Linked DNA regions of Homo sapiens: region 1 is linked to region 2. Evidence: chromatin contacts called from ENCODE Hi-C or POLR2A ChIA-PET data. All regions are on one chromosome and are shown on one strand. The core of a region is the stretch at or near the end of the contact, and the rest is flanking DNA. Distances in the headings are between cores, read along the strand shown.

Region 1 (6,431 bases), core at 2,765-5,264, 390 kb after region 2:
GTAATTGTATGATTTTGAGCAATTTTCAGTGTGTTGACTTGTATTTTTATTGCACTGTGGTCTGAGAATGTGTTTGGTATGATTTTGGTTCTATTTGTTGAGGATTGTTTTATGTCCAATTATGTGGTTGACTTTAAAGTATGTGTCATGTGGTGATGAGATAAATGTATATTCTGTTGTTTTGGGTAGAACCTTCTGTAAAGGTCTATTGGATCCGTTTGGTCCAATGCTGAGTTACCATCCTGAATGTCTTTGTTAATTTTCTGCCTGGATGTTCCATCTAATGCTGTCAGTGGACTGCTGAAGTCTCCCACTATTACTGTGTGGGAGCCTATGTCTCTTTGTAGGTCTCTAAGAGCTTGCTTTATAAAACTGGGTGCTCCTGTGTTGGGTGCATATATATTTAGGATAGTTAGGCCTTCTTGTCGAATTGAAACCTTTATCATTATGTAATGCCCTTCCTTGTCTTTTTTGATCTTTGTGATCTGAAATGAGTTTTGTCTGAAAGTAAGATTGCAACCCCTGCTTTTTTCTGTTTTTCATTTGCTCGGTAGATTTTTCTCCATCCCTTTATTTTGTCATTACATGTGAGATGGGTCTCTTGAAGACAGCATACATACCATAGATGTTTCTTTTTTATCCAGTTTCTCACTCTATGCCTGTTAAGTGGGGCATTTAGCTTGTTTACTTTCCAGGTTCATATTAATATGTGTGGATTTGATCCTGTCATTGTGCTGTTAGCTGGTTATTATGTTGGCTTACTGTGTGGCTGCTTTACAGTGACACTGGTCTGTGTGTTTACATGTATTTTTGGATTAGCTGGTAGTGATCTTTCCTTTTTATATTTAGTGCTTCTCTCAAGATCTCTTGTAAGACAGATCTGGTGGTAATGAAGTCCTTCAACATTTTCTTATCTGAAAAGGATCTTATTTCTCCATCACTTAGGGAGTTTAGTTTGGCTGCATATGAAGTTCTTGGTTGAAGATTTTTTTCTTTAAGAATGTTAAATATAGGCCCTCAATCTCTCTGGCTTGTAGGGTTTCAGCTGAGAGGTCCACTGTTAGCCTGATGGGGATCCCTTTGTAGGTAACCTGCCCTTTCTCTCTAGCTGCCTTTAACAGTCTTTCATTTTGACCTTTGAAAATCTAACAATTATGTGTCTTGGGAATGATCTTCTTGTGTAGAATCTTGCAGGAGTTCTCTGTATTTCCTGAATTTGACTGTTGGCCTCTTTAGCAAGGTTGGGGAAATTTTCATGGATGATATCCTGAAATATGTTTTCCAAGTTGTTTGCTTTCTCCTCCTCCCTTTCAGGGATGCCATTGATTTGTGGATTTTGCCTCTTTATATAATCTCATACTTTTTTGGAGGTTTTGTTCATTCCTTTTTAGTTTTTTTTTTTTCCTTATTTTTGACTGTCTTGTTTCAGAAAGCCAGTCTTCAAGTTCTGAGATTCTTCCCTTAGCTTGGTTTATTCTGCTGTTAATACTTGTGATTGAATTGTGAATGTCTTGTATTGTGTTATTTAGCTCTTTCAGACTCATTAGGTTCTTTTCTTATACTGGCTGTTTTATCCTTCAACTTCTGTATCACTTTAATGTGATTCTTATTTTCCTTGGATTGGGTTTTGCCATCCTCCTGAATCTTGATGATCTTCATTCCTATCCATATTCTGAATTCTATTTCTGTCATTCCAGCAAGTTCGAGCTTGCTTGGTTAAGAGCTCTTGTTGGAGAACTGGTGCTGTTATTTGGAGGATGTAGGACGCTCTGGCCATTTGAGTTACTAGAGTTCTTGCATTGATTCTTTCTCATCTCTGCATGTGGGTGTTCCTTTAACTGTAGTGTAGATGAATACAGTCAAATAGACTTCTTTTCTGGATGTTTTCACTAGGCCAAGGCTTTGTGAGGGTCTTTATTTGAAGCTGACTTCTTGTCTCTGGTTTCAGAAGGGGTTATGTTAGTGAGATATTTTTGGTGTTGAAGCTTTGGAGTGTGATCCAGAAGGTGACACTTAGGCCTATTGGTCAGTTGGTAGACTCTTGCTTGGTTGGGTGGTTTCCCTATGTTTCCTCACAGTTGGAGCTGTTTTACCTCTTAGTGCTCTGAAAGTGTGGATACCTCTCCACCCTTTAGTTCTGGCTGTAGTTCGTGACTTGGCACTTCTGGGCTGCTCACTGCAGCTCTGGGGCAATCTCAGTGTTTATATTCCTTCCTCAGCTTAGAGGCCATAGAGGAAGAGATCTTAGTGGTGGTGTGGCCAAGGGTCATTTTATTGACTCCTGGGGGCTCCACCCCAGGAAGATGCAGGTTAGCAATCACTCAGTACAGTCAGCCCAAGATGGAGGGTCTGTGCTGTGAGCCCAAGCCAGAGATTCCCTGTCTGGTGACTAGCCATGGAGGGAGGATGGTGTGGGACCCGTGGGAGACAGACTGGCCTCTCCTTGGATTAACTGCAGCTTGTTGGAGGTGTGGATAAGGCACTTAGGGTCTTTCCTCCTTTATTAGTCTGAGGGTAGCAAGGGCAGTTCTCTACTGAGAGGCTTTCAGTTGCTCCTGGAGGGTCTGTCCAGGGAGTTGCTGAGTTGGTGCTGGCTTGATTAGCTCTGACAGGAGGTGGCTGGAGGCCCAGGCCTGGAGGACCTGCATAGTGAAGAGATATGGAAACAGTCACCCATGTAACAGTCTGGCCACTTTTCCATAGGGCTGCTATGGTATGCTTCAGGCCTGCTCCAGTTCCTAGTCACCTTGGATTTCGCAAAACCTAGAGGTGTCACCAATGAAGCCTGTGAAACAGCAAAGATGGTAGCCTGTCCCTTCCCCTGGAAGCTTTATCCCAGGGAGGTACGAACCTGTTGTCAGCCCAAAGACACTTGTAGGAAGTGGCTGGGGACCCTGGTTGAGAGGTCTCACCTTGTGAGGAGGAACAGGATTGGGACCCACTTAAAAAAGCAGTCTGGCCTTGTTTTGATAGAATAGCTGCATTGTGCTGAGGGTTCACTTCAGCCCTTGGTCACCTCAGGTACTCTGAAGCCCAAAGGCTGGAACAGTTAAGTTGCCCAAACAGCAAAGATAACAGCCTGCCCCTCCCTCTGGGAGCACCCTCCCAGGGGGAATTCACAGTTCTTTTGGCTGGAGAGCTCAGGTGGGAGTGGCTGGAGGTCCTGATTGGGAGGCCCCACTCGTGAGGAGGAACAGGATCGGGCACCTGCTTAAAGCAGCAGACTGGCCATGTTTTGGTAGAGCAGCTGTGCTGTGCTAGGGGATCTCTTCTGCCCTGGATTGGCTCAGACTTTCCAAAACCTGAAGGCTGGAACGACTAAGGCACTCAAACAGCAAAGATGGCAGCCCACTCCTCCCCAAGAAGCTCCTTCTTAGGGAGGTGCAATGCTGCTGCTGGTAGCCGGCTGGAATTTCAAGCCAGTGGGTCTTAGCTTGTGAGGTGGTGAGGATGTGGGGCCTGTGGACTGTTCCTGCTCAGCCCCCTGGATTCAGCCTCTTTCCTAAGGGTAGGTACAGGAATCTAACCTCCGATTTTGCCAGAGCTGCAGCTACTTTTGCCAGAAAGCCCAAGCACCTAAACCTCCACGTTCTCCACACATGCCTGAGTGGCTGTTCTGGTGAGAATCCAGATGGCTCTGTCAGACTGAAGACTGAAGGCCCTGGTGGTGTGGGTTCACAGGGAGATCTCCTGAGCCAAGGGTTGCAAAGATCTGTTGGAGAAGCGATCCCAGGGTCACTCATTCACTCACTGCTTTCTAGGACTGGGGAGGATCCCCTGGCTCTGTGCTGTTCCCCAGTGGGCCGTTGTTCAGTGTCCTGCTTTTCTTTGTTTTCTGTGTGTCAGGTTGTTTCCTTGGTTAATCCTAATGCGAGTACTTGCATGTTTCAGTTGAAGGTATTGTTTTTACTCGCCCCTCTATTCCTCTCCGTGAGAGCCACACATGCTAGCTGCTTCTAGTTGGCCATCTTGGCCACTCCACCCCCACTACATTTCTATGTAGCTTAAGCCTAGTTTTCAATAGGGCTTAATGACATGCCTTGGAGAGTTCCTCTCATCAGTTTTGTTTCCACTACCTCTGGGTTGGTTTCATTTTCAGGTGATCTTTCTCTCCTGGTTGCAATATAGTTACTAGAAACCATAAAAGCCTCCCAAGCTGAAATGCTGCAGACAAAATTTGAGAGTCTTTGGTGTGGCATCCCCCACTAAAGTCTTACTGCCTCTAACTGGATTATTTGAGTATCCATAAAACTATCATTATGATCAAGAAAATGTGAAATATTAATTAGATTAGACCTGGTTTTATTCTCTACTCTAAGGTTAAAGTATGAACTAGTTTGGAAGAGGGATTACTTCAAGGGGGACCAGTAGAGGGGGCAGTGTATGACAAGTGGCAAAAACAGTTGATGGCATGTGATTATTTTTCCCTCTGCATGCATGGCAAACATGAGAATCAATTATAGTACTTTTTTTCTCATTGTACCTGGACATGGCTTCAGCAACTTTGTCAACGTAGGGCTTTAGTCAGCCACTAACAATCCACAGGAGTTGGCAACCAAGATAAACATTTTATACCATCACTAGCCTAAAAGCAGAAAATACATGGAAATCCTTAAAGGAAGGCATGCTTTTACTCACCAGTAAATCAAGGAAAATGCACACTAAAAGAATTCTATAGTAAGACCAAAATTGATCATTGATGAATGGAGCATTTTTAGTTACTCCTTCCTTTGTGGGGTGTGTGTGTGTGTGTGTGTGTGTGTGTGTGTGTGAGAGAGAGAGAGAGTTTATTATGAAATATTTTGTTTATAGTTTCTGAAAAACTCTCTGAAGTTGTGAGACAGTGATAAATTTGTTCTTTTCAGGGTGGTCATTAAAAGCATTGGAAAACATTCTGTGATTTCAGTGGCATAATGTGACCAAAATAACTCTTTATTTTTCTACAAGAAAAATGCAAAACATAAGCAACTGAAATCAGATGTAAGCAGATTGGCTTCCTTTGAGGGCCCAGTGGTCAGAATTTTAGAAATTCTTAGCCTGAACCCTGACTTTGTGTTACTGGCACCCAGGACTAGCATGTAGATAGCCACCCATGTGACCAGGGGAGTCCCAGGAGGCCCATTCCTTCCTGTGCCATCCTCCCAAATGCTCCCAGCATTTGCTAACTTAGGCCAGAAATTCCAGAATTAAATATTTATTTTTGTGACTTGAAAACTTTGCTTCTTTGTTCTCCTTTTAAAATGACCCTTAGAAGGACCCTATGAAGAATGGACCATTAAGTTCTACTGGCCCTTTACAACACTATCAGGAGTGTCAATTTGTCTTTTGAAGGCAGGTTTTATTATATGAGAGGTGGGAAAAATATTGGGGGATGGGGTACCAAAAAGGGACAAAAGTGTCCAGAAAGAGGAGGCTGAGAAAGCCAAAGACAGATGTGTTCTCTCACTTTGTTGTAATGCCTTAGCTGCAGCCTTGGGGATGTGATTCGAGAACCTCCAAATTTCACTGTGTTTATTCTGTCCATCCATTCCACGTTAATTTCACAACATTGTTTACTTGCTATGCTGAAGGCACTTACAGCAATACAGGGACATAGTTTCTGACTGAAGAATCCTAATTACTTAATCACATGTGGAAAAATAGTAATGTCGCTCATTTTGTGTAGTGTTTCAAAAGTTTTCAAGTTAATGATCCTAAAATTGCTATGTGATTATTTGTACCCTCCAGTCTAGAAAAGTATGTTATTTTCTCAATCACAAAATGTACTTTCTCAGTGTTCTTTTGGGGTTTAGCAAGTAAGTCAACATGATAATACTGAAACATTTCACTTTGTCAATTCTGTAGTATATTTATACACTGTTCTCAGTCATCTTTTCTTTTCTTTCTCTTCTTTCCTCTTTTCTTCTTTTCTTTCCTCTCCTCTTCTCTCTCTTTTGAACTCCCTCTGTCCTCTTTCCTCTTCTCCCTCACTCCTCTTCTGTATTACACCCTTTCTCTTCTTTCTTCTCTATAACCATCTCTCTGCCTCTCTTTCTATAACCCCTGTCTCTTTCCTTCTCCTTCTTTCCCTCTCTCTAAACCTGCCTCTTTTTCTTTCTTCTCCTCCCCCATCACCCTGTCTTTCTCCTTTGTTGCCTCTTTTCTGCTTTTGGAATTTGACCTCATTTGCTCCCAGTGCACACAGACTTTTGTGTGGTGAGGAAAAGGAGGAGTTTGACCCCAGGTAGCTGTAAGTTTACACCAGCCCACCCTTCATCCTACAGAGCATGAAAAGAATGCCACTTTTTAAATGTCCATCTATAAGTTAACTCAATTAGCTGGCTTGAGTTGTGTCTACTTTATTGGGTCAGTCACGTAGACCAGGGGGATGAGTGCCATGATGGAGCCCATCCTGGTTGTGGGCCCATCCTGGCCAACCATAGTTACTGTGA
Region 2 (7,140 bases), core at 174-2,673:
GGTGAAGATTAGGCTCATAGTAGCCAAATCTATACATATAATGTTCAAAAATGTCTTCTAAATGTCATTTATGATTTTTTCCCCGCCTAAAACCCAAAGTGTAAAATTCTACTTATCTTTAAAGACCCATTCCAATTCTATCTACTTCATAACATTGGTTACGGTCCCTCCAACAGATGTGGCCTCCTCCTCCTTTGAATCAAATAACATAATAATTTGTTCACTTCATCTTTTGCCCCTTGTTAAATGCCCTTCTCTTCTGAGGCAGGAGCTGTTTTCTTACCCATACATTTTGAAGTGCATTAAATTGGATGGTTGGATACAAAGTTCCCAGAAAAACTGCCGCGGCTCCAGGTATCAAATTCTGTGCCCCATGTCTATGCAGATCTTAATCTATACACAGTTTAGAGCTGAGGGCCCCTGAGCAGAGTAGATGGGTTACAGACCATCCAGGCCATAATCTGTTGGGGCTTCTGCCAGTGTAAACAGATGATTATTGGAGGATAAACTTTGGCTATATGAGTCTAGTTTTAAAGGACTAAAAAAAGGAAAGGGCCTCCCTAAACTAAATAACTTTGCTTTAGTTAGAAAGTCTAAGCTAATTGTTTTCAAAGCCCTTTCTAATCCTTCTAATTAGGCACAGGATCGTCTCCAACTTTTTTTCTTGATTTTGTCTCTGAGTGACACATTGAAAGTTAATTTCAGGGCAGAGTCAAGTTTTACACTTCAATTTACAATGTACAAAAAACTTAATTGACAAATAATGTTGACTGAACTGGAATATTGAGGAGTTATCTTAGTGATTCAGACTCAAGTTAATCTTTCACCAGAAATGTCAAAACAAAACAAAATACGAACCACGGGGTCATGTGTACTGACTCTTGAGATGCTAGGATTCTGGTGCACTCCTTGGAGCTCAAACACACAAAACTGAAAAGAAATAGAAAGAATCCCTACTTGATTATTAATTCAAGTAGTATTTATAGAGTACCTACGATGTGGTAGGGATGGCATACAACACTAGAAATACATTGCCGAATATAAAATATCAGATCCCTGACCTCCTCAGTTTACAGTGTTCACTGTGCGTAACATTGGACTGACAGAAGCACTAGCTTACCTTAGTATGGAAGTGCTTGTGTTCTCTTGTTCCTTTTTTTTTTAATGGAATGAGTCAGCTGTTCGGTCCTCCACTGAAGCCTGAAGTTAAACTTTCTAATCTTTAAATTTGTATGGTTATTTACACATATCCATTGATTTTCTTCTTCAATTACACCAATTTTCACGATGATTATCCCCCAGAAAGTTAAGAATCTTGTAGGTGCCAATCACTACGTTTAAAATAAGTTGAGCTAAACACGTATTCTGAGGTTTTCAACAGTTTTATTTTAAAAAATTGTTTAATGTGTCCTGAGCTGCTCTTTAATGCAGCCGTCAGTAGATGGCAGCACATTACTCTTTGCTCACTCTTCATGGGTTCAGGGGAAAGGAGAGAAGAGAGAGCGAGAGAGAGCGAGCGAGAGAGCGAGAGAGCGAGAGAGAGAGAGAGAGAGAGAGAGAGAGGAGAGGAGAGAGAGGAGAGGAGAGGAGGGGAGGGGAGGGGAGGGGAGAAGAGGGGAGGGGAGGAGAGGAGAAAGAGGGAGAGAGAGAGAGGCTTTTCAACACACCCTGTTTTGGAAAGACAGCTCTAACTAGATTACAGAGGAACAGTTTCCATATCTAATCCTCACTATCTCAAAGATGTTGCTTTAATTCTACACACTATTTTGTATTTGTAGTGCCTTTATTTTAAATTCCATACACATTATCTCATCGTCAATATGCCATTATATGTACCATATTAGCTTTATTTAGATTTTCAGTAATATAGGTCGAATGTAGCTTTTTGTGATTAAACAGCCCCATTAAAAGACGAAAACTCTGAGTAATGTGAACTCATTTTGGAAAGCTGTCTCTGAGCCGATATTGAACATTAGGGATCAGAGGACTAGGGAGAAATTGTCTTTGTTATGTCAGCTTTCAGTATTACCGCACCTCCTCAGAATGAAGCAGAAATAAAAATCACTACTCTATTATTCAGCCATTTTGACCTTGTACCTTTCCAAGGATTTTTATCCATGCCAGTGTTTTGAGAGAAAGGGGAAATGTTTGCACTTTAGACAAACTCAGAATAATTCTGAAGGCATGTGAACCGCTTAGCTTTCAACACAAAAAGGCTTCTAAGCTTCCGAAAATGTGCAAAAACAAGTAATCAGTTCAATCCAACAAATACTTATTGTTCATTTCTTTAATTATGCAACAAACATTTTTTGACTGTTGTTCTTTAAAAGGTATTATGCTGGGTGCTGTAGAAATACCAAATGAGCATGACATACTTCCTGCCCTCAGGTAATTGTTCTAAGGCAGAGAGAGTAAGGCATATATACAAACAAATATAAGGCGTATGTTCAATAAACACTTGTTACATGATTGAATGGCCATAAGACAGCTGTAAAAATGTGCTATGGGATTTCAAAGAGGGAAATCATGTATACAGGTTAGAAAAAGGTACATGGAAGACATGGTCCTGACATGGCTTTAGAAGAAAGATATAATTGAGGGGTCAGGGAGAATGAGGGCACTCTAGGTGATTGGAACACCAGGAACACAAAAAGGAACTGTCCTTATGAAAGGGCAGTTAGTCCAGTTTGGCAGGAGGCTAGATCAGGCATCAGCCTCCCACTTAAAGAATCAACAAGACACACCACGGGACATAACCTCTTGGCAGCACATTTACCAAAGCAGAAGTTAAGGCACAGAATTCTACAACCAGAACTTTAACCAGACCCTCCAGGGTGGACTTCGACATTCAGAGCCCAGTCCCTTGTGTGGTACAGGCAAGCTCCTTGTTTTTTCTTAGCAACCAATAGATAACAATTTTTATTTATTTAGAACAATGACTTTTTAAAAAGGCAAATATTTATTATTTAAAAATTCAAGCAATTCTGAAAAATATGAATTTTAAAAATAGTCTAAATTTCACCACGTAGGAAATAATTTCAGACCTCTTTCTTGCATATATACAGATGGAGGGCTGGCTGGCTAAGAATAATTTTGCAAAAATGAGACCATACTGTTCATGCTAATTTTACATTAAAGTATTAAATTTAATTATACTTGAATTTTCAAAGAAGAAAAAGAAACCATGATTAAAAATGAGGAGTTATGGAAACTTACGTAAATGTTTCTTAATTTTAGTTGTTTAAAAAATGTGTAATATATTCACATAGGACAAATTTCAAAAGCTATATGTTGGTGAAAAGCCAGTGAAAATTCTCCATCCCATTCTGTCTTCCAACTACCCGCTTTCCTTTCCCAGAGTTATCAGCGATACCAGTTTCTTGTCCAACTTTCCAATGATTTCAGTCTTTAAAAAATTTCTTTACAGCAGAGATATTAGTTCTCAAGATTAAAAGACAAAAGATTATAAAAAAGTCTTTAAAAATTGAAGCCATTATTTTTTAATAAATTTTACTGTTTTATTATAATAGTAGTATCTAATGCTGGATATAATGCTAAGAACTTCACATAGGTTATTTCATCTGATACCCAAACATCATCATCCTCATCTTACCAGTAAGGGAACAAGGAAGGTTAAATAATTTGTCTAAAGCTCAAAATGAGAATTAGCAGAGCCATGATTCAAGCTCCAGAGGTCTAATTCCTGAACTACTCACTACACACACTGTTTTCTTTGAATACTGAGTATAATCCCAGTGCTTTTACCCTATCATGTCCATTCATTCCTTGTGTAGCTTGATATAATCTCTTGTAGTTTTTCCCTAGAAGGGCTATATCTGCTAAGGCCTTTTATGCTTCAGCATGTGTGCTTATTGCTTTTATCCTCAAACAAGACTGTGTAGATAATATTTTTAAAGACAGGGTTTTGCTCTCGTCCTGGCTGGAGTGCTATGGCGTGATCATAGCTCACCGCAGCCTTGAACTCCTGGGCTCAGCGATTCTCACACCTCAGTGTTCCAAGCAGCTGGGACCACAGGCATGCACCACCATGCCTGGCTAATTTTTTGCAGAGATGAGGTCTTGCTGGTCTCAGACTTCTGGCCTCAAGAAATCCTTCTGCCTCATCCTCCCAAAGAGCTGGGATTACACGTGTGAACCACTGCACCCAGCCTGTCGGGGTATTCTTTCTTTTTTTTTTTTTTTTAATACTTTAAGTTCTGGGATACATGTGCAGAACGTGCAGCTTTGTTACATAGGTATACATGTGCCATGGTGGTTTGCTGTACCCATCAACTGTCGTCTAGGTTTTAAGCCCTGCATGTATTAGGTATTTGTCCTAATGCTCTCCCTCCCCTTGCCCCCAACCTCCCGCCTGACAGGCCCTGGTGTGTGATGTTCCCCTCCCTGTGTCCATGTGTTCTCATTGTTCTCCCACTTATGAGTGAGAACATGCGGTGTTTGGTTTTCTGTTCCTGTGTTAGTTTGCTGAGAATGATGGTTTTCAGCTTCATCCATGTCCCTGCAAAGGACATGAACTCATTCTTTTTTATGGCTGCATAGTGTGTATGTGCCACATTTTCTTTATCCAGCCTATCATTGATGGGCATTTGGGTTGGTTCCAAGTCTTTGCTATTGTGAATAGTACTTCAATAAACATACATGTGCAAGTGTCTTTATAGTAGAATGATTTATAATCCTTTGGGTATATACCTGTCTGGGTATTCTTCAGTCACACTTTCTTTTACTCAGAATTCTGTAGACACAGCTCCATTATCTTCTGGCACTGACTGTTGTAGAGAAGTCTAAGCTAGCCTAATTTTTTTCTCCCATGTAGGTGACTTGTTTTTCTACCTCCATTCTTCTACCTCTTATAGATCATTAACCTAATGCCATTCTTATAACACCAAAGGTCATTAACCTAACCAAGCTGTTATCTGTTTTAATTACTCCACATCAGTTTTTCCTGAAAGATTTGTTTTATTTTTATTTTATATACTTTTCTTTCAACTCCGAAGTGCTTAGTTCATTAATATGTGGGAAACTTTTTTTAAAAAATATTTTTCTCTGTTTCATTTTTTTGGTTCTCTACTTCAGAGACATCAATTATCCCTGGGTGAAATCATCTTTATCTCTCTTTCACATCGATTCCTCTCTACTTGTAAAAATTTTTTCTCTTTTTTTCTTAATTTGCAATAACAATATCAAATCTTCCCTCTCTGTCACTGCTGCAATTCCATTTTCAGCCTATTTTATTCTTGCTCTGCCCAATTTATTAGTTCTCTCATGGTGTTGTTTTGGTCCTCAATTTGTAGTCTCAGCTCAGCTGTTTCCCATTTTACCTCTTGTTTTATCATTTTGCTTTTGAGAGCTTATTACGTTTTTCTATACTGTGAAATGCTGGCAGGAGTTTTTTCTAACTGTGGAGTTATATTTTCTTCCAGACTGGGCCCTTTATTTGTCTTTTATATGCTTGTTCTTATCTGTTCTCCGCTTTTGTTTTTTGCTAGAATATATTTGTGTAATCATTGTATCATTTATTTTCCTCTTGCTCATGCTTAACAGGGGAAGTGTTTACCAAGACCTTCTACTTAATTTGAGATATTATGAATAAATTCTTCTTTATCTTCTTCCTATACTATTTAGTATATGTTCTTGTCCCCTCCAAGTTACACATGAGGACCAGATAGAAATAGACATCAGCTGGAGCTATGACCAGGCTTGAGGGAAGATCATTGTATACCTATTGAATCACACACACACACACGCACATTGCAATGTTATACATTAATTCCCAGAGATGGTAAAAATCTACACTTATATTTAAAAAGAGAAACACTGTCCTGACTATAACCTGCACAGCTGCTTGAGCAAACACAGAGATGTTCCTTCCATTATTACACAGGAGGCAGAATAATCTGGTAGTAGAAAGCACAGCCCCCTAGGTTCAAATCCTAGCTTTGCCACTTACAATCTGTAGCCAAGAACAAGGTACTTCTATTTTTTAAGCCTTGGCTTCCTAATATATAAATTAGGGATGATAATAGGACCTACCCTTAGGGCTATTTTTGCTTTTACTTTTTGAGACAGAGTCTTGCTATGTTGTCCAGGCTGGAGTGCAGTGGTGTGATCTTGGCTCACTGCAACCTCTGGGTTCAAGCAATTCTCCTGCCTCAGCCTCCTGAGTAGCTGGGACTACAGGCACGCACCACCATGCCCAGCTAATTTTTGTATTTTTAGTAGAGACGGGGGCCAGGGCTATTATGAATAACAAATGAATTTGAACATAGGAAGTCTTTGGCACAGTGCCTGGCATACAGTAACTACTCAATAAATGTCAGCTATTATTATTATTAAAAAGAGTAGCAGTTTTCTTTTGTTCATCCTCCTGCTTTCAGGCTTTGATGGGAACCTTCATGAGTGATGGAGACTGAAGAGTCATCTACTTTTTGATAGTATGTCTTGGCTAAACAAGAACTGCAAGGAGGTCTAAAAGTAAATGCATGGGTCACTCATACATTGCTGGTGAAAATGTTAATGGTACACTCTGGAAAATAAATTGGCAGTTTCTTAAAAAACTAAGCATGAAACTACCATTCAATCTAGCAACTGCACTTTTAGGCATTTATCTCAGAGAAATGAAAATAAAAAATATGTACACAATTATTCATAGCAGCTTTATTCATAATAGCAAAAAACTGGAATGAGCTCAGATGTCCTTCAACAGAAGACCAGTTAAAAAAATTGCTGTACATACATATTGTAGAATACTACTCAGCAATAATAAGGATCAAGCTATGGATACATGCAGCAATTTGGATTAATCTCTGGGGAATTATGCAGATGAAATAAAAAATCAATTCTAAAGGTTACATGTCGTGTGATCCACTTATATAATATAACATAATATATATTATATAAGGCAAATTTATGAATGGACAACAGATTAGTGATTGCCAGATCTTAGAGATGGGGGAGAGAATAAGGGAGATGGATGTGGCTATGAAAAAACAACATGAGAGGTCGTTGTAGTGTTGTCACATTATCTTGACTGTGGTGGTGGATACACAGACCTACACAGTTGATAAAATCACATTGAACTTAATACACACAAACATAAAAACACAAATGCAAATGAATAAA

Evidence for each region. A loop is a pair of places that touch in the nucleus more often than their neighbours do. ChIA-PET counts read pairs that join two places held with the same protein, here RNA polymerase II (POLR2A). Pooled maps may share reads with other maps.
Region 1: a pooled map shows a loop between it and region 2 (3-fold over the local background). The contact joins two enhancer-like sites. A Hi-C loop is called at or near these places in 2 of 50 pooled maps. POLR2A ChIA-PET finds 5 or more read pairs at or near these places in 2 of 52 experiments (activated CD4-positive, alpha-beta T cell and naive thymus-derived CD8-positive, alpha-beta T cell).

The regions. Positions count from the first base shown.
Region 1 is chr12:46,513,382-46,519,812 of GRCh38, forward strand. All of the region lies in intron 3 of SLC38A4-AS1 (SLC38A4 antisense RNA 1), which reads left to right. Among named protein-coding and RNA genes, the nearest start is that of SLC38A4-AS1, 130 kb to the left of the region's middle. RefSeq lists enhancers at 3,533-3,582, 3,773-3,862, 4,033-4,212. Within about 2 kb of position 4,015, at least 4 of the 41 ENCODE cell types and tissues checked have a DNase peak (open chromatin) inside an H3K27ac peak, as active enhancers do.
Region 2 is chr12:46,123,853-46,130,992 of GRCh38, forward strand. No RefSeq gene overlaps it. Among named protein-coding and RNA genes, the nearest start is that of SCAF11, 140 kb to the left of the region's middle. Within about 2 kb of position 1,424, at least 4 of the 41 ENCODE cell types and tissues checked have a DNase peak (open chromatin) inside an H3K27ac peak, as active enhancers do.